Linked DNA regions of Homo sapiens: region 1 is linked to region 2. Evidence: read pairs that join two places in POLR2A ChIA-PET (ENCODE). Cell type or tissue: MCF 10A. All regions are shown on one strand. Links, peaks and the distances in the headings refer to the core of each region. The heading gives the core; the rest is flanking DNA. Region 1 overlaps NFIB (nuclear factor I B). Region 2 overlaps NFIB (nuclear factor I B).

Region 1 (9,625 bases), core at 3,815-6,314, 68 kb after region 2:
AAGATACCATAAAAAAATGGATGAGCACAGGTTTTTGTTTTTGTACTTTTTTTTTAAAAAATACCCAATTAGGTAAATCTAACCATAGGTTGACTTTCTGGCTGGACTTGAAAACTCATTTATTTCCAGTTTGTCTTCCCTCATGAAACACAATAAAACAAAACAATTCCACCCCCAAACCTGCTCCTCTTCTAGATTCTCAAGGGACTTAGGAATCGGGGTAGAAGAAAATGGTCAAGACAGCCCACCTGATTTATTTCTCTTACTTATCCAGATTTGTTTTGGAATCACATGCCAGCTTCTCCACCTTCAAATGCCTTATGATGCAGAATATTATATATTTTTTGAGAAGGTAATATAAGTTGCTTTTTCTTCTCTTTCAAATAATTAGTTATCTTTTTTCCACTTCATATGCTAGAAGTAAAACAATAAAGAAACCTCTGGGAATTTTCATTAAGTGATTGGTTTTCATATATTCTGTCTTTCTAAGGAGGGAGGGAAGGAATGTCATTTAAATTTTTAAACTCTAGTCTTGATGACTAAAATGTTCTCAAACTTGGTTAAATCAGCTATCTCTTTACATAACTATTGGATTTCTTTCAGGGGGCTGTTTCCTTACCGACATACTGTACAAATAAATGCAGTTTAATATAGATATATCTTGATGTGTTTAGATTTGGTAAACCCTCTTATCTTTCAAACATGCATCATTTATTTAAAATGCATAGGCATATGTTCAGAACAAAGTTATTTTCAGTACATATATATTCATTAGCCTGTGTGTGAAAGTACATTTCAAATCACAACCATTTCAATATTTGTTTTTCTTTCCAAACTTTCTTTTCTCTCCATCTTGGTTTAATTGAACCCTAGACCTGAACTCTTTAAAGCATTCCTATGGAGCCAGGGTACATTTGAATGTCTTTGACTGATATAAAATAATTGCTTTGTTGATCATATACCCATGCATGATAAGATATGCATAAGAAGAAATCTGGTACAGAAGTATAAATAATACTTATCTTTAAGCCAGCATCTGTCATCTGCTTCAGCAGACAGTGCTTGCTTTCTTCCTAGCACAAAAAGGCCTGAAAGATTTATGGAGCAGCTTTGTTTGTGCTCTGTGATGCTTAATCAATTTTTATTAAATTCTAAAGTAAAACTTGGCTTTCACTTCAGTGACATCTCTGATGTATAGAACAAGGGGAGAGATCATGATGCCCTGAAAAAGTTAGGCATGGGTGATCTAAATCCCCAATCTGTTTCTTCCTGCAGGACTTCTTGCAATAACTTTTGTAAGTCTGAAGGAATCCTTGTAGGTTTGCAATGGAAAAAGCAAATACAGCCCAAACTTTAGACTTTTCAAACTTCTAGAGAGTGGATATTTGTAATTTGTTTTTTAATACTCATGCATATTTCCATATGTGGGAAAAAACACATAAATTCTTTCAATGTGCAGATAATGTGCTCATTTTGCATTCAGAATCATCTGAAAAATAAAGACTCACTAGTTATGTTTACAGAGAATCTTAAAACTTTTGGTAATTGAGGTTTAACATATTAAATATCTGATAGACATGTGGACTCTGTCGCCTTTTGCTGGCTGGTTTGCCTTATAGGCTTAACTTCTGGAATTTTTTTTGCCTTTTCAAACAAATTCTTCTGGTTGAATATCAGCATATGGTAGGAGGCTCACTCTGAGACAGGATAATTTATAAATGACCATTTCTTGTCTTGTGATCTTATGTATATAAAGAATCTAGAGTCATGAGTCAAATTGGGATTTTTGTTCAGGAAAAAGGTTAAAAAATTAGACATACAATTGGCTTTCTTTGATTCTGTGTCTATAAGGAGAGGAAGAATGGGATTTAATTTAAAATATATTTCTGCATTGAATACTGATATTTCTGTTTTTGAATTTGCTTTTTTTTAACATCTGGTACACACCAGACTAACCTGTACATATTATTCCTTTGGAAGCATATGGTTGTGGGCCCTGATCCAAAAGTAGCTTATGTATCTACATTTCAGAGTGTAAAGTTTCTTGAAGAAAGGTGGGGAGGGAACAACTATGAGATATGTTGTTAATTATTGTTTATTTTCTAGGAAATATGGCAAGCTGTAAACTTAAGATGACAATATCTGTTTTTTTTTGAATTATGTAATATGCTACTTTGGAGAAAGTCGATTAAAGAAAAATTTGGAAGCCAATTCTTACGTGCCCTAGGAAAATTAATAATTCATGCAGCTACTTCTGTCCTATCAGTCATCTTTTCACTGCCACATTTATACTTATGTATTATGAACTGCTGTTTTTTTAGTTATAAATGCCACAGGTAGATATGGATGTTGATACTGATATAGTCTATTTATCTACTTATTACCTAAACCTTGATGCATATTCTTGTATTTACTTAGCCTTGGTAATGGCCTGGTCCGTTATGCATACATAACTATTGAGGCAGTTTTTGAGGTTCTGGAATTATTCAAAAGACCTGGCCAGAAATGGTTAAATGGCAGGTAATTGCCGAATACATTTGCCCCTCATTTGCCTAAAAGGTATTCGGTGCCTGAGTGTATTCTTGCCATGTGCTTTCTTTCTCAGCTGCGGCTGATTCAGAAAGACCCATTGGAATTACTGTGAGAGTAGAGAAGAAACCCTGAATTACCAAAATGAAGACAGCCCTGCTCAACTTGATATGCAAATAAGCTTTGAGGATACAGTTTAGTTGGTCCTGGCTTTCTAACCTCAGAGCTCCATCTTACGCTGTCACTTGCCAATGCTACTTCATTGTGATACTTGCAGCCTACAAAGCTAGAGAGTTTGTCTGCTTTCTGTGGAGTAATTTTGAGTAGATGAACTGAGGCTTGGGAGAGTTTGCCAAATGAGGTGGTGATGATGGCTAAAGAGACTTGGACTTAGGGAGTGCTTTCTGGCAGAAGTACAACGCAGACGGTATCATGTTTTTGACCATGGTACTTTAGACATGCTGCCAAGTGTTTGTAACGAGATAGGGCTGTTACTATACTTTGCTTTTAACTTTACTTTTGCATACAGTACATCGTTCTTGTTTTATAAACTGTGTCGCATACTTTTTGTACCTCTATAAACAAGTGAAGCTGTTGAGTTTTTGGATAAAGTTTGAAGCAGTCTTGTGTTGCTTCTTCTTTGCTTTATGCTCCAAGTTGAGAGCTGAATAGTAAGATCTTTTTTCACACCATTTATAATGCGATGCACATTTTGAAGGCAATTTAAATTCTTTTGGCTCCCCAGCCATATGCTTCAAAATGGAAGCATTATGCATGTCTGAATAGGGGACTAGGTAGGAAATTGGAGTATAAAGATATATGGCAGGATATATAGTAGGGTAATATTATCTATTGAGAGAGAGGGAGAGAAAGAGAGAGGGAGAGAGGGAGAGATGGGGACAGAGAGATTAATTTCACTCTCTAGGAATTTTTCCAAACTTTAGGCCCAATTTTGCTGAAGAAAATTTAAAATGTTTCCATAGGCTACACAGGAACTTTTATGTATGCAATTTATATATTTAATGAAATTTTGGAACTTGACCAGTGTATTATTTGAGAAATTGGCAATATAGTCAAGAGTAATGGACTTTAAGGTATAATTTTTAATGGAAGGACAAAACTAATATAAGTGGAAACCATATTCCTCTTCTTTTATTACATTTTTTACTCATTCCTTTTTATGATTTTATTTCTCTTCATCCTCACCATCCCCTCTAAATTTTCTTCAGTTTGTTTCTACATTGGAAAAGTGAAATGTAATGTTCTCTTTAACATATAAACTCTTGCACTCTCTCCCTCTGGAGGGTATCTTTCACTGTTTTCATAATTTATTCTGCTGGGTAGAAAACCCCAGATTCCTCCAATATTCTGAAAATAATTTGTACTTTTTGTAGATAGAAATTTCCTGTTTCGAAGCTTCTCTCATTATAATCGTGTAAGGTTCTTGTGGTTATGCCTCATTGATCACATGGATATCATTATAAAATAATTTGGCTCATATTTGGATTTATATGTTTATGTATCTTTAAGTTAGAACAGAGATTCCTTTCTCATTCTTATTTAAATGTTGTTTTCTTATCTTTTCTCTTTCTGTTTTCCTTCATAGATAATAAGTGACTTGTAGTATTAGATCATACACAACTGGTAGTTTCTTCTGTAACTTTCATCAGAAATGAGTATTGTGTCTATCCAGGAGTTCCTGCACTTTTTCCTGAAGGAAACAGTTTGTATGTTAAGTATACCTCTAAACCTTATTCATTTGAAGTAATAGTCTTAGAACATATACACATGCCATTTTCCTCTTTTCCTCTCTACACCGTGGATTTGGAAATTATGGAAGCTTTTTACAAAAAGACCTAATGGGATTTATGTGTTATTTTCTTTGTGACCATTGTGTGAAAACAGTTTTCAAAGTTAAGTTACTGTTCTCCTGTGTAACATTGTGAATACAAAATACTACAAACCTTTTTGGTTAAATGATGGAGGAGAATCAATTTGTTCTTTAGGACAAATTTCTTAATTTTAGTTTCTTAGAATCCCTATGTAATGGGCATATTACCGACTGCTCTTGCAGAATCAAATGTAACTCCTTTTCCTATTATAAACTATATTGTATAACATAACAGCTTTTGAATAATTATCATGTGATGTACTTTCACCATCAGTTGACCTTATGCTGTTTAGGAGACACCAGGGAGTCCTGGGAATTAGGAAACAAAACAGAGAAGGGAAGAAAAAAAAGCAGGAACTGAATTTCCTTCATTCATTCATTTATTTTTGAGAAGGGTGGAGAAGCCCACAGATTTATATCTCGGTTGGGTGAAATTGTGTTACTGTTTATCTGTACCTTTTTCCCCCTGTGGCAAGAGACGTGGAGAATAGACACTCACTCCCAAAGATACCAAGTTCCAAAGCACTGAGTCATGAGTCCACAATGAAATACTAGGATGCAGCCATTTCCTACCTTTGTTTGGAAATGAACTGATTGGACCAGGCGGATGTAAGCCCTCAGCTGCAGGGCTTTACAGAAGGAAATGCTTTTGGTCTCTCTTAGGTACTCGATGCTGTTCTGTAACTTCTTTGTATTTGACTGAAACAACCAATGTGAAAATGTTTCCTAGACTATATAAAATTCAGCGCATGCACCCTTCTGTCTGTTTGTGCACATATACTTTTTATGTGATGGTAGGGAAAGCATCAACTGCTTTTAATGCAGTGAATTTTTAATGTAACCTTACGTATTAAACTCTTCACAAGACTGTCTCTCTTGAGTAGTCTCATTTATATTTGTAGCCCCTACTTTTAGTGGTGACTTCCAGGTGCTGTGTGATCTGACCCTTGCCTCCCTCTCCCCAGTGAGTCACTCTGCCTGCCCTTTCAGTAGCAGCAATACTACCATCCCTCCAGTACAGCTGAGCCTCAGGCACTTTGCTCTGTCTGTCCTTTCTGCTGGGAACCGTTTTTTTCTCAGATGATCGTAGGTAGGGCTTGCTCCCTTACCTCATTCAGAGGAAGACTTAAATTACATGTGCCCCCAAAATCTCCTACCACTCCAGCTACCACTCTCTTCTTCCCAGGTCTTTTTCTCCTTACCCTGCTGTACTCTTTGCCCCATAGCTACCTCACATATTTCATATTCATTTGTTTCTTGGTTTACTGTTTCTTACCCCTCCTAGACCGTAAGCCTCATGTGGGTTAGGACTTTGATAATCTGCTGTTTTGCCCAGAACCCAGAATATGGTAGAATACACACACACACACACACACACACACACACACACACACACACACACACTGTTATACCTAGCAGGGTGAGGAGCTTACACACACACACACACACACACACACACACACACACACACACACACACACACTGTTATACCTAGCAGGGTGAGGAGCTTGGTAGATCAATAATAAATGTTTATTGAATAAGAAACAATGTAGATCGGCAAGAGATGTTGCTGACCTCTTATATTGGGCTATTTGGGAGTTATTTAACTTTTGGATGCCTCAGCTTTCCCATCTGGTATGTGGGGACGAGATTTTGCATACCTTGGAAGCATGTTGGGAAGTCTGATTAATAATGAGTAGTAATCATGAGCAGTGAAAAGATCAGACACCAGCTCTGTTTAATGAGAAGGTACATAGACATAATGAAGAGCTTTTGTGCTCAGTGGGCAATGGTATATCTTAGGTGGCCAAGCTTTTCCCTGTGTGTGCTGGCCTTCGGCACTTTTTGGGTGTTAGGGATTTTGATGATCTTCTGAAGATGGATGAGAAGAGGGCTAAGAATGGCTAAAGCTTGGAGAATAATTTGGGGAGTCACAGTAAATCAATAGGATGAGATAGATGAAAGAAATTGGCTCTAAAGAGAGCATTGGAAGTTTTAGATTGTCATATTTACCACCTTCAGTTCTCAGACCTGATAGTTTTCAGTGACGTAGCCTTTTAGGAATTTCAGAAGTGTGATTTTACCTTGAATTTATTAGGGCTAAATTCAATTGTTTATGTTTATGCAGTTCATAATTTTGCAGTTTAGTTTGTGTGGGTTAGTGGCCCTACTGTTCAACTGGATGGCAAATCTGTGCTAGGAGGATACCATATGCACAAGTATTTTCTTAAATAATGTTGGCGTTTGCCACTGGTGTTAGGGGAAGAAGAAAAAAAAATGAGAGCAATTCTGGAAGCCCTCCAGTAAGGGGTTAGGAAAGAACTTAGGGACAAATGCTCCTACTTGGAACACAACACCAAATAGTGGCTTTTTTGTGTTTTTATTTTTTTTTTTTTAAAGAGAAGCCAAAATTAAACACAGTAGAGTTTACTGTTTGCTAATCAGCATGTGTTTACTTTCTCTTCCAAAACTGAAGTTGCCAACCAATACATTTCCTACCCAGTGCTATGAATCTGTCCAAATAAACATGGGAAGTAGTGAAACAATGACACCACATGAAAAATATATCCTTATTCATTAAATAGAATCCAAAAAATTCTCTGGAATTTAATTGTAGCAATGACGTGAGGACTGTCTGGTCTATTAAGAGAGGATAGTGACTTCCCTCTTCAGTTAGTCCAGCACGGATGAGTGTGATCTTAAGTGGCTCTACAATTCCACATGCATCGTCCTAAATCTAGATACATGAAAATGGATCATTTCCTATCAACCCCTCACTCACACCCGTGGACTCTAGGGCATTTGTGGTAGAGTTTTATGGTAATTACAAACATAAGCAGCTTGTCAGAATTCAAATAATCAATTTTAATTTCTGTCTCAATCACTAAAGATTACTGACCACTATGATGAAATTAAGGAGTGCTTTCTCTGGAGATTGCAAACACAAGGGCAGAGAGAAGTTAGAAGCTTCTATTTTGTGGTCAGTTTTGAAAAATACAGTCAAAAGCAGTAGCCATAATCAACATTATAGAGAACCTTAAATTCATAAAGATGCCAATTTAGCTATTAGTGGGCAGTTCCATATAAAACTGGTAGCTATAATGCGTACACATGTCTTTGTTAAGGGGCTTTGTTGTAGGAATGGAAGATGAGGGTATAGTGATTATTGTGTTATGATCAATGCTATTATTTAAATATGTCTTTAAAAAATATCCTGTACACTCTTGATACTGGAGCCCAGCCTCTTGTCTTCCATCAAAATCTGCTTTTAGGAAATAATGCAATATCAGGCATTGATTCTTTATTGTGAGTTTAAATACATAATGGTGAGCTTGCAGTAGTAATTGTGTTAAAAACCCAGTGGGTAAAGTTTCATAGTTAAAGTTCAAGCCTTGGGGATAAGTGGTGTTTCTGATAAGGACAAGCATTCCTTCTGACAAAACTCTTACTGCCCAGGTTACTATTTTTTTCTTTCTTGTACATATCAGGTCCTAGTGATGCTTCTGGACGAGCCTCAAAACAAAAGGTTGTTCATTCTTTGAAGGTGATTTAGCACCTAATTGTAATTCAGCAGTACGTGAAGATTAGAGTTGTTCTATCTACAGCAGTACAACAGTGCTTTTTTTAAAAATAAGAAATAAATTAACTGAACAACTGTGCTTCGTAATTCTTGGACTTAGGTAAGTGACATATAACCAAATAAGAGTTGTGTATAAAACCAAGATGATAGCCCATGAAAACCCAAAGGGATCTTTTAGGGTGAGATAGTATATGTCAAAGTTGTCAGGCAAACTGTATAAACTTGGTTGTTGCCTTTATTATCTATTCTAATCATTTACAGATAAGGAAGCTGAGGCCTTCAGCACTAAGGTCTCACACAGGCTTTTACAGCTGGTGAGGAACAAGGTCGGGGCTGGCAATACTGGGAGTTCCTAAACACAAAAGGCATTCTCCTCTATCAGTTTGCCTCCCAAGTTTTAAATGATGTCCTTTGAACATCAGATCGCCTTTATCAAAAAATTTTTAAGCCTGAATTTTAAAGGAATGAGATGGAGTGAATTAGTGTGAAGTCTTTTTTTCTGAGCTTGGTGTTTATTCTTTATTTTGTTTTCAATCGTATAACATTTTCTGTAATGTCCCATTTGAGTAAAGTTATCATTATCCTCTATAGGCATATACTTATTAAGTACCTACCAGTTGTGAAACCCTAAATAGTTAAGATTGCCACATTTGAACTGCAAGAATAATGAATGATTTAAAAGTCTAAAAGATTTGGTTATTCAACATTTGTTCAAAAAGACCAAATGAGCATATGTGAAGCTATTTTTTTTTGTCCCCTGGTTGATCCAGTGATTTCACCTCACTATTGTTATTCTGATCCTCTTGGATCTGGTTTTTAAAAACGTATGTTGAAATAGTTAAAACATACCCAAAAAAAAAACCAAAAAAAAAATTTCAACGAACAAATGCCAGCACCACCAAGTTTAAGAATGTTTAATAAAATTTTAGTTAAATTGATGTAAATTAAATTAAAAATATGCTAGTTTTACAAAGCATAACTAACAAAATGTTAAAAAAAAGAGTAGACCAAGTGCAGTGGCTCACACCTGTAATCACAGCACTTTGGGAGGCCGAGGTGGGCAGAGGTCAAGAGTTTGAGACCAGCCTGGTCAATATGGTGAAACCCTGTCTCTACTAAAAATACAAAAATTAGCTGGGCGTGGTGGTGCGTGCCTGTAATCCCAGCTACTCAGGAGGCTAAGGAAGGAGAGTTGCTTGAACGCGGAAGGTGGAGGTTGCAGTGAGCCGAGATCCCGCCACTGCACTCAAGCCTGGGCAACAGAGCAAGACTCCATTAAGAAAAAAAAAAAAAGAGTAATGATAATATACCTACATGCCTCCTCTTATCAATCTCATTCCTTCTTATCCTACTACACCATGAGGTAGCTTCTCTCTTAAATGTGGTGATTTTTGTTCTAGTACTTTTATTGCATGTACTTCTGTTGCAGATGGGTTTGTGATCTGGTTTTTGATGCTGAGAATGCTAATCTCTCTCTGCCATCCAATCTAGAGAGTAATCCTCTGACATTTTACCTTAGGATAATTTCTCCTAGGTTTGACTGTTCAATAAGTCACAGGACTGCAGGCTTCAATCCTGGATTTTCCAAGAGTCACAGAAGTTAGCTCTAAGTCTCCTTTCCTTGA
Region 2 (9,625 bases), core at 2,549-5,048:
TCAATTTAGTTCAACTAAAGGAAGTTTTAAAAGAGAATTACTGAACATCAATGCATTTTACTAAAAATTCTGAAAGAGCAAAGTTGCCTATTACCTTTGTATACAGTTGTTTGGTTTTAAATCACTTATATGTTTTGCTTTTTTTAAAGAATTTATGATTGCTTAATGCTATTGTAATAATCCACTACTAGTTAGGATATTTGAAAACCTTAATCACCTTTTAAAAAAATATTTTTGTATCAGGACAGTTATTATGTTCCATATTCATGTCACTCATAATCTTTAAGACTCTAGTGTTACTCAGCATTAGGAAACAGTCACACTTGGGAGATGACATTTAGGCATGTTAATACAGAAATATATGCGACTTACAGCAAACCTCAATTTACAGTCATTTTTGGAGGATATGTCCCCTTGTCAAATAAGTGCTTCACTTGAATTCACATAATAGTGAAACCCTGAACGATATCAATAAGGCAAACTGGCAGCCTGAGAAAGTTTGCTACTTTTATTTCTCAAAAAAAAGAGCATGTTTTAAAACAATATTGGCAGCATTGACAGCAAAGTCAAAGGAACGTTTAAAAACTGTGTGCATTTGCTAAGAATTTTCAAATTCAACCTTCAAATTTGAATTTTGGTTGTTTAAAATAACTCATTAAAATTTTGAGCTTTCTTGTGTGATAGATTATATTTATAATCAAATATTGAAACTCAAATTTAATCAAAACTGTGTTTGATGTCTTTATAAGAAAATGAAATGTCACTGAACATAGTACTTAAGGTGTAAGTACTTACGTGTTACCACATGGCTTAATATTTATAAAATAATATTGCATTTTAAAAAGCATGGCAAGGGTAAAATGAGTGAGACAGAGCCCACCCACTCCACCTCATGTGCTCTTTACATTCTCAAGGTTTTAGTTTTGTGAGTGCATATATGTGTGTTTTTTAGTCATATCAATAAATCGTAGTAAAAGATTATAGGAAGTGAGTTTCCAAAGCACATTTAAGTCCACATTTCCTTGAGCAGGCTTTCCTTTTGCATATATTCCTAAAGGGGATAAACAAAGTTTTTGTAGTTACAGTGAAAGCTAAAAGCATGGCATCAGAAAGTGTATGGAGATAGGGAGGTCTTATCATGGGATGTGGTTGCTGTGAGCAGGGCTGCCTTCCCACACAAAGAACAGATTGTGGTTTAACTCTTTCCATGGCCTAGTTTAATGTGCTCGCATAGTAACTGAATTGTTCAAATCTCTGCTGGAAACTACTGATCGGTTTAATGATTTCCTCTATGGCATTTGGGTATGCCTCATGCTGTGATGTAATCATCAGCATTCTGTATTGTTATAAAATTTTGATTCATACTTATTCTGGTGAAGGAACACTTACAGCAATGTTAGAACACTTGATAACTACATTATTGATTGGATGGGACATGTACTCCTTCCATATCTGAAGTGCAAACAGCTAACATGTTGCAGTCTGTAGCATTAAAACTTCGAATTTCTTCTTCAAAATGTATTCATATCTATATTGGATTTTTGACACCTTCTTTGTTAAAGAGTCATTAGTTGTACTTTCATCATATTTACCTAATGGAATTAATTAGTCAGTCTGCTGTTAAATAGAATTTATTCCACGTAGTTCAGGGTGATTAACATGAGTATGTAAATTCTAACTTGGGATACAATCAGAGAGTTATTTTGTCGTTGGGCTGACAGTATAGTCAATATGATCAGAAAAGTGGTGGTGGTGGAAGTTCTCATTTGCTTCAAATCTTGGCTTATTGCGTACATGCGGTGTGCATGTACAGGACGTTAAGCTCTTTCTCTTTGAACAGTAATAGGCCTAAGCTTATAAGACAGGTTTTACCTAAATCAGGAAGTAACGAAACTGACTGCACTGGGAAGTAACTTGAAATATCTGTAGGTAAAGATTATCCACCATTCCTCACTGATCCCCTCCCTTAAAAAAAGGGCTTGGATGAAACAGGCAGGAAAAATGCAGGAGCCTAAAGGTAAACTACTTAATTCAAAAGATTGGTACTCTATAATCTATGTATCTGCAAATTCACATGCACATGCATATATGCACCCACAGTTCTAACTGATAATTCATCTACATGGCAAATGAATTGTATAGATTCCACAAAAGCAGTAACTGACCAGCAGTGTCACCCCACCACAGCATGCAGAGACACAAAGAATGTAAAGTTGGTGCCAAGTTGCCATTTTTCATTGTTCACCTCAGATTGATTTTTAAGAGGTTTAGAATAATTGCTATACTCATGTGATCGGTGAACAAATTAACGGACTCTGTGGGGCTGCATATTCTATAGGGAAGCTGATGGAAGAACATTCATGTAATTTTTGTTTTCCAGTTTGAAAACTTCTATTTAAAAATGCAAGAGTGTGTGTGAGAAAGCAGGAGAGTGCAAGTGTGTGTGTGTGTGTGTTGGGAGCTGGCGTTGGTAGTGTGGGGAGAGAATGCACTGCTCAAAGTATGGAAACCTTCTGTTCAGGACACTGATACGACGAGCTGTGTCCTTTGCCCACTTTCCCTCACTGTATACCGGTTTCTCTAGTTACCACTTTTGGAATGGTGCTGTTTCAGTGTTGGAATGTTGGACGTTTGATAAGAAAATGGATCAAGTTTAATGGCGCATGCTCTTTGTGCCACCAGCAGCCTCTTGCTGAGAGCATGCTCCAAAAGCGGGAACTGTGTGGCATTACACTGAGCATCTATATGCTTTGTGTTTCTGTGCCACAGAGAAGAGAAATGAACTGTGGCATCGCTCCTGCCTTCTGAACAGCTCTACTCCGATTAAAAAAAAAAAATCTCACTGTGTTCTTTGTAAAATGGTACTGCATAGTGTTAGTTGGTCAATCAAATATTGAAATACTATATTAGGTGCCAAGCACCTTAGTTAGTTGCCTATATTTTAAAGAATGTAGAATGCATGGCATTGGGGTGGAAACAAGGGGGATGGGGCCAGAGTGTAATACAAAATATAAACCTTATTTCCTTTATAGGAGGGAGAATTGACCTGTGAATTTTGGTGGAAAGGGGACAGCTGGGCATACTTTACTTTCTTCTTGTCCTGTTATTTTGATAATTTTAAATAAGAAAGGAATGTTATTTTCATGTATAACTTTTTGTACTGAATTGGAAACGGGTTGTGGTCTTCTTTTCTTATTTTTTGAGCTTTTAAAATTAAACTGACTATGCACATCTTTTCCTCACCCCTCTGTCTTCCACAGGATGAATTTCACCCATTCATCGAGGCACTTCTTCCACATGTCCGTGCAATTGCCTATACTTGGTTCAACCTGCAGGCTCGAAAACGCAAGTACTTTAAAAAGCATGAGAAGCGAATGTCAAAGGATGAAGAAAGAGCAGTCAAAGATGAGCTTCTCAGTGAAAAGCCTGAAATCAAACAGAAGTGGGCATCCAGGCTCCTTGCCAAACTGCGCAAAGATATTCGCCAGGAGTATCGAGAGGACTTTGTGCTCACCGTGACTGGCAAGAAGCACCCGTGCTGTGTCTTATCCAATCCCGACCAGAAGGGTAAGATTAGGAGAATCGACTGCCTGCGACAGGCAGACAAAGTCTGGCGTCTGGATCTAGTCATGGTGATCCTGTTCAAAGGCATCCCCTTGGAAAGTACCGATGGAGAGCGGCTCATGAAATCCCCACATTGCACAAACCCAGCACTTTGTGTCCAGCCACATCATATCACAGTATCAGTTAAGGAGCTTGATTTGTTTTTGGCATACTACGTGCAGGAGCAAGGTAGGAGCAGATTGTTCTTTTTTCTAGCACGGCAAACACCGCCTACAAATCTCCGTAGACAGAGTATCTGGCTTGAGTTAGATGGTCCTCAAGGCCCCTAGATATCCTCCACCCTCTCTGGGTATAGTAGGGTGTCCGCTTTCACTCACATGTCCGCTGCCATGTGCGAGCCATGTAAATAGACACAGAGCTTTCGTACCTGGATAGGCTTGGATATTTAAGAAAGACCACAAAGAGGTGCGTTTTCAAGTATCTTTAAAATAATACTGTTTTTCAAAGACATAGGGTAGTCTAACAAATATAGTTCATTACACTATACTTTCTGTCGTAGGCTACATTTTTGCATCTAATCTAGTAATCTTTTCCTGATTTGAAAATATAACTTTATTTATGAATAGCCAAACCATCCTAGATAATTTTTGTATTAACCTTATTAATTAATGAGGTAGAGGGACTTTGTTTATGAACTTAGTGGTATCGCACTGAAAATAGAACTAATGTTTACTATTACAAAATGCTTAAGATAGATAATATCAAAAGTATATCTTACGTAGACCTAGATTTACTTAATTTTAATATTTCTATCATCACTTTTGATTGTGCAATATTCACTGTCGATTAAATGGAATTGAGTTATTATTTAAATTATTTATAGTATGTTCCCAGAGTTACTTGGGAACACTTAATAATGTTAGTTTACTTGTATGTAAATTCATAAAACTTACCGAGGAGGAAAGTCGCAGCGCTGCTTACAGAACAAAAAACAGAAAGTGGACTGGTTACACTGGTTTAAGATAAATCTTAAAAAGAATACAGAAACTGCATACCATACCTATTATTTAAAATACCTGAGAAGGAGAATGGTATACATTTTACCTAAATAATTAAAAAAGATGATGTTATTACTGAATATTTGAGTTAATGAAATGTTTATTATTTTTATTTTTCTTAATATATTTTCCTTAAGTAGGTAAGAATTTCTTTTCTTCAAATAAATGCATCAAGATATAGATGTCCTTGCATTACCAACAATCCATAGTAAAACAATCATTTTACAAAGCCGCATACCAAAAGTAGACTGAAGTTTGAGCTGTCACAGATGGTAGGTCATTTCCAAACTTGGCCTGGTGGGAGGAAAAATGGCCTGCAGATAGCCAGGTGACAGACTGTTACCTGAGGTTTGTTATATAAATGTGGGACTTAATAAACTGCTATGAGCTTTATTATTCAAAAAAATCAAAATTACTTTTTTGACTCTGAATTCTAGGCCCTCACTATGTGCTTTTTGTCTTGATTTTCTTGTAGCTTTGGAGATAGGCTTAAGTGTCATTTTAGAATTTTTAGTCTGATTTTAAATAATGGTGTTGGACATTGCACTTTTAGAAATATTACCTTTTCCTGAAAAAATGAAACATTGCATTTAATATTTCCATGCATTTAAGAATTACAGTCCAAATAATGATGGTTTGGGGAAAATAATATTTTTGTCCCATGTGTCCTAAAATAAAACTCAGTAACACATGACACTTATTTGATTGACAGATGTCTAGGAGGTGACACTTTAAGGTGGGCTGTATATATGTGTTGGATTGACTATAAATGTGTTGTAACTGTGTTGTGAAAGTCAAGGATGGAAGTAAAGTTTCAAAAAGTGGGTCATGTAACTTTTTAGTGCAGGGAGGGAAGATTTGCAACCACTTCACTACTGCTCACATTTTAAGTTGCTTGAAGGCTAGGTTTTGAGGTGTGCCTGCCTGCATGCACATTTACTCCTGGGGAAGGCAGCCAGCTCTCTTAGTTTTGATGAACTGACAATAAAGATTTGTAGAGATAGATTGAAAAAAGAAAAAAAACGCATAAATGCCTTCCATGTTGCACCACTGGTCATGATAACTATAAAGTTTTAAGCAACTCTTAAGAGACCATGGTTTTAGATAAAACATTGATTTTGTTGTTGGTTCAACAATCTCTATTGTAAGAACTTTTCATTATTTTATCTTGTGTATATAACTTGTATCCTCTGCTACCTGCCAGTGCATCATCTTCTCTTAACATCTGTTGGTTCTTCCTTTGAAAAACTCACGTCAGGATGCTTTTGTGTTTTCCCCTTTTCAAAATTTATATATTCTTCTTTGTCAAGTGTAGGTTAATTATGTCATTTTATAGTGCAATTGATTAAAGAAGGCAGATTTTAAAAGATAATTCTCCGGTCAGTTAGAGGGCTGCATATCGCGAGTGATGACTTTTTATTTGTCTTCTAAGTACATGATAACTCACCTAAGTCTGTTTTATAAATCAGGAAAAGAAGTATAAAGGAAAACACGAAAGAAAAATCAGAAAAGAGAAATGTAATGTTTGCAGCAGAAAGAGCAACAAAATTACGTTTCCCCCTTTTTCTCTCTCCCCACTTCTAAATGACTGGGAGAAAAACATGAGAAAGAACAGAGAGAATGCCAAAGATGGTTGCCACTGGCACCAGGATTGGCATCAGACCCTCTTTGTTTAGCTCAGGATGCCTGTGATTTGTTAGTTGGCATCCGCATTGCAGTGTGGAGTGATGTTACAATATATTGACAATTTCCAGATCTAGAAATGTCAATAGTCCTCTTGGTTATTTATACAAGATCACACACTGCATCTCTTCTGGAAGACGAAATAAAGACCAACATGTACTAAAGTTTCATTGTTGACCAACTTCCTATGCTTTTCTTTTTTCCCTCTTTCTCTTTTGGTTCAACCCACACTTTTTTTCCTTCTTCATGCCCAGCAGCCTCATCTTTCTGAAATGTGGGAAGAGTTACCAGAGCTTTGACACAAGCTATAGTGCTACATCTGCATCTGATATGGTTTGGGAAAAAATTTATGCTTTTTGAAATCATTTTTGATATATAGTTCATTAGACTTTTGCATCACGTGGCCATGAGGCAGTATTTTATTTAAAGCTAAATCTCTTTGTTATTCGGCTACTATGCATGTAGTCTGGTTGACCGCAATTCAGTCCATTTTGCTATTTCCTTATATTAGCAAAGGCTGATGTTCAATATAGTTGTTTATAAAATTAAATGTCTCCCTGCACTTCACCTAAAATGTACACATCATTTGGGAGTAACTGCGTTTAAATCCATAAAGTCATTTGATGTTATTGATTCAGAGGGCTGCGCTTCGGCTGTTTCGTTGCTACAAGAACCGCCATTTTGTTTGTGAAGTGCCAGGCGAGGGGGAAAAAAAAGGCAGACACTGTGTTTGATGCCAATAATGGTTGCCAGTGGCACCGAGGTTGGCATCAGACCCTCTTTGTCTAGTTGCTGAATGCCTTTGATTCGTTGGTTGGCATCCGCATTGCAGTGGGCACACTGGAAAGTTTTTGACAATCCCTGAATGAAAGCTGCTTGCTTGTTTGCTGCAGCAAATCTTAGCTAATATAAAACTCTTCCTTTTTTTAGGTTTTGTCTAAAAAAACTGGGACAGATTAAAGAAAAAATAGCTCTAAATGGTATCTATTTTCCCAAAGATATTAAAGACGTCCAATGATTCTTGGGCAGGTGTTACCTATTCCCCATATTGCCTTTGTTACTGCATTCATGAAAGCAAAGCAAAAACAAAACCAAACAAAAACCAGGCAAGCCTTGCACAGCACAGCTTCCTGGGATGTAAGTGTCCTATAGGATGCAGGGTGTGCTATGACAAGTGTGTGGAGGACAAACCTAACGTAATGATATGTGATGCATTCATTATGACTGACTGTTGCTCTCAGTCACATCACTGCTTATTTGCTATGCAATTTCTAGTTCCCTCACTTGCCACTCTTGCAAATTTTATAGTAACATTTTGAGAGGACTTCAGTTTTCCTCTCTAGTTAGAAATGTGTAACAGAATACATGTTTAAAAAGAGAGAGAGAAAACTTTAAAGAGGAGACCTATGCGTTAAGGTCTGAGGTAAAATCAGTCATTCTGGAATTTCTCGATTCTGCACCACACTGTTACGAAATTCTCAGTGCACAATTTTGTACACTGGGAAAATCAACCAAAAGCCTAAAATAATTTTGGTTAAAGTTTCCTAGATAGTTAGCGTTAATATTGCTTTTCAGTTAACCACCGTTATCTCGTTAATTAATAAGAAGGATTAGCAGTTCTACCCAAAGGGCTGCACAGAAGGAAGTCTGGCCTATGGGAGGCCTTGAGTTGCCAGACTGTGTCCTGTCTGAAGGGGAAAAAAGGAAGGGGGTGGTGGTGGTGGTGGGAGTCGGGGGGCGGGAGTGGGATTGGCCTTTCTCTGAGGCAGGAAAGCGTTTTGAAGAGAGAGGTCACAACACACCAAGACATTTAAAGATCTCAAGAGATAGCAACTGTTGTCGTGTATGTAACAGATTAGAGTTTAAAATGAGTCACCCTAACTGATTTTTGGACTGTACTTTGCACTCTTATTAAACATGTTTTGGAGTGTTAAAGAGAGCCCAGAAACCTCATTGCTATCCTGAAAAAGTAGTTTCCTTTAGCCTTGTTGAACCCTTAAAATTATGATCTCTTGTTGGGTGGCCACTTTTGTTGCTTTATTGTTAAATGTTATAATAATTGAAGTACATTTTGAAGTTGTGAAAAATGTGACTTATTTACAGGGGAAGTCATAATCATTATTACTGTTTTTGAAATAGAAGCCTTCCTGGTTGTCACATATCATTAGTGAGGAAGCAAATGCTAAGAATTATTTTCTTCCTACAGTTACTGAATTTCAGAATCCTTTTGGGTAACAATTATTTCTTTATGAAAAGCTTAAGTAGATAATTGTTTGCAAGTTGGCAGTGTATTTTAACATTTTAATAGATTTCACTTCATCTGCAGGTATTTCCCATTATGGGAAAAAATAAGCTTTCATAATTGATTAAAATGAGGCTGCTCTCTAGGATGATTTGGTGTGTCTGCACTGTGAAATGCTCTGGGAACATAAGAGTTTGTGTGTAGGAGAAATACTTGGTATGCATGTTTGATTTAGGGGAGCACTGTTAAGTTTTCCCATCTAGCAACTTGTCCTTGACTGAACTTGTGAACTCTAGTGCACATTTGTTTGCATTCTGGCTCATACACAATTCACAAGATAAAGAAGGGCTCTTATTGGCATGTCTTGCTCCTAGGCTTAATGAGACCTTTGTGGGAACATATATTGTGAGATAAGATACTTAGCAATTTTCTCACTGATAAGAAAACACAGTCTCCCACCAGAAGTTCACCCTCTATGCCATGAGGTCTCTGCCACAAGATAGCTTTAACAGACAATTTAAGAGTTAAACTCTGAGGCCCCAGTTGCCAGCTGGGGAAGCTTGGCATCTGTGTTCCGATATGGCAAACTAAGCTCTTGCATTGCAGTTAATATGATCTCATTTTTCAAAGGGAAGGGTGGGGGGAGAGAAGGAGAGAGGGAGGGAGGGATGGGACGCTTATTTGTTACATCAATTATGATTTTCAAATATTTAAAAATATATAGTGCCCCACTTTCTGGAGGCAGCAAAGGTTGGTAAAATATTCTACTGACAGCATTAGGCATCCTTCCCCCCACCCTGTATATACAGCACTACAAATTTTGTAATGAAAAATAGTTAGATTATGTATTTGGATTTACAGATTTAGTGCACAATGTCTCTTGTGTGGTAAAATAATTCCAAATATCTCCATATTTGTAAGAACCAAAATAATATGCATTGTTCGAGAATCGTGGTAATTGGAGAGGACTGTGCATTGCAGTGACAGGAGTGACGGTCAGGTCTCCTGAAGAATGCCTTCCTGATAGGCACAGTTATAGTGCCTGTGCCTGGAGACTTAAAGCTGGGTAGGAGCCATT

Evidence for each region. Peaks named below come from ENCODE experiments on the same cell type or tissue, not always from the same donor. Only the 100,000 strongest peaks of a DNase experiment are listed, where the experiment ranks them.
Region 1: POLR2A ChIA-PET joins it to region 2 with 10 read pairs; 7 of 35 experiments call an interaction of 5 or more read pairs at or near these places.

What each region holds. Positions count from the first base shown.
Region 1 is chr9:14,234,042-14,243,666 of GRCh38, reverse strand. All of the region lies in intron 2 of NFIB (nuclear factor I B), which reads left to right. Among named protein-coding and RNA genes, the nearest start is that of NFIB, 75 kb to the left of the region's middle. RefSeq lists an enhancer at 4,742-5,503. In MCF 10A, for the core only: no CTCF peak of the experiment used is centred there; DNase peaks (open chromatin) are centred at 4,946 and 5,436.
Region 2 is chr9:14,301,156-14,310,780 of GRCh38, reverse strand. NFIB (nuclear factor I B) reads left to right here. Exons shown (of 11, transcript NM_001190737.2): 2 at 3,261-3,792. Among named protein-coding and RNA genes, the nearest start is that of NFIB, 8.2 kb to the left of the region's middle. In MCF 10A, for the core only: no CTCF peak of the experiment used is centred there; no DNase peak of the experiment used is centred there.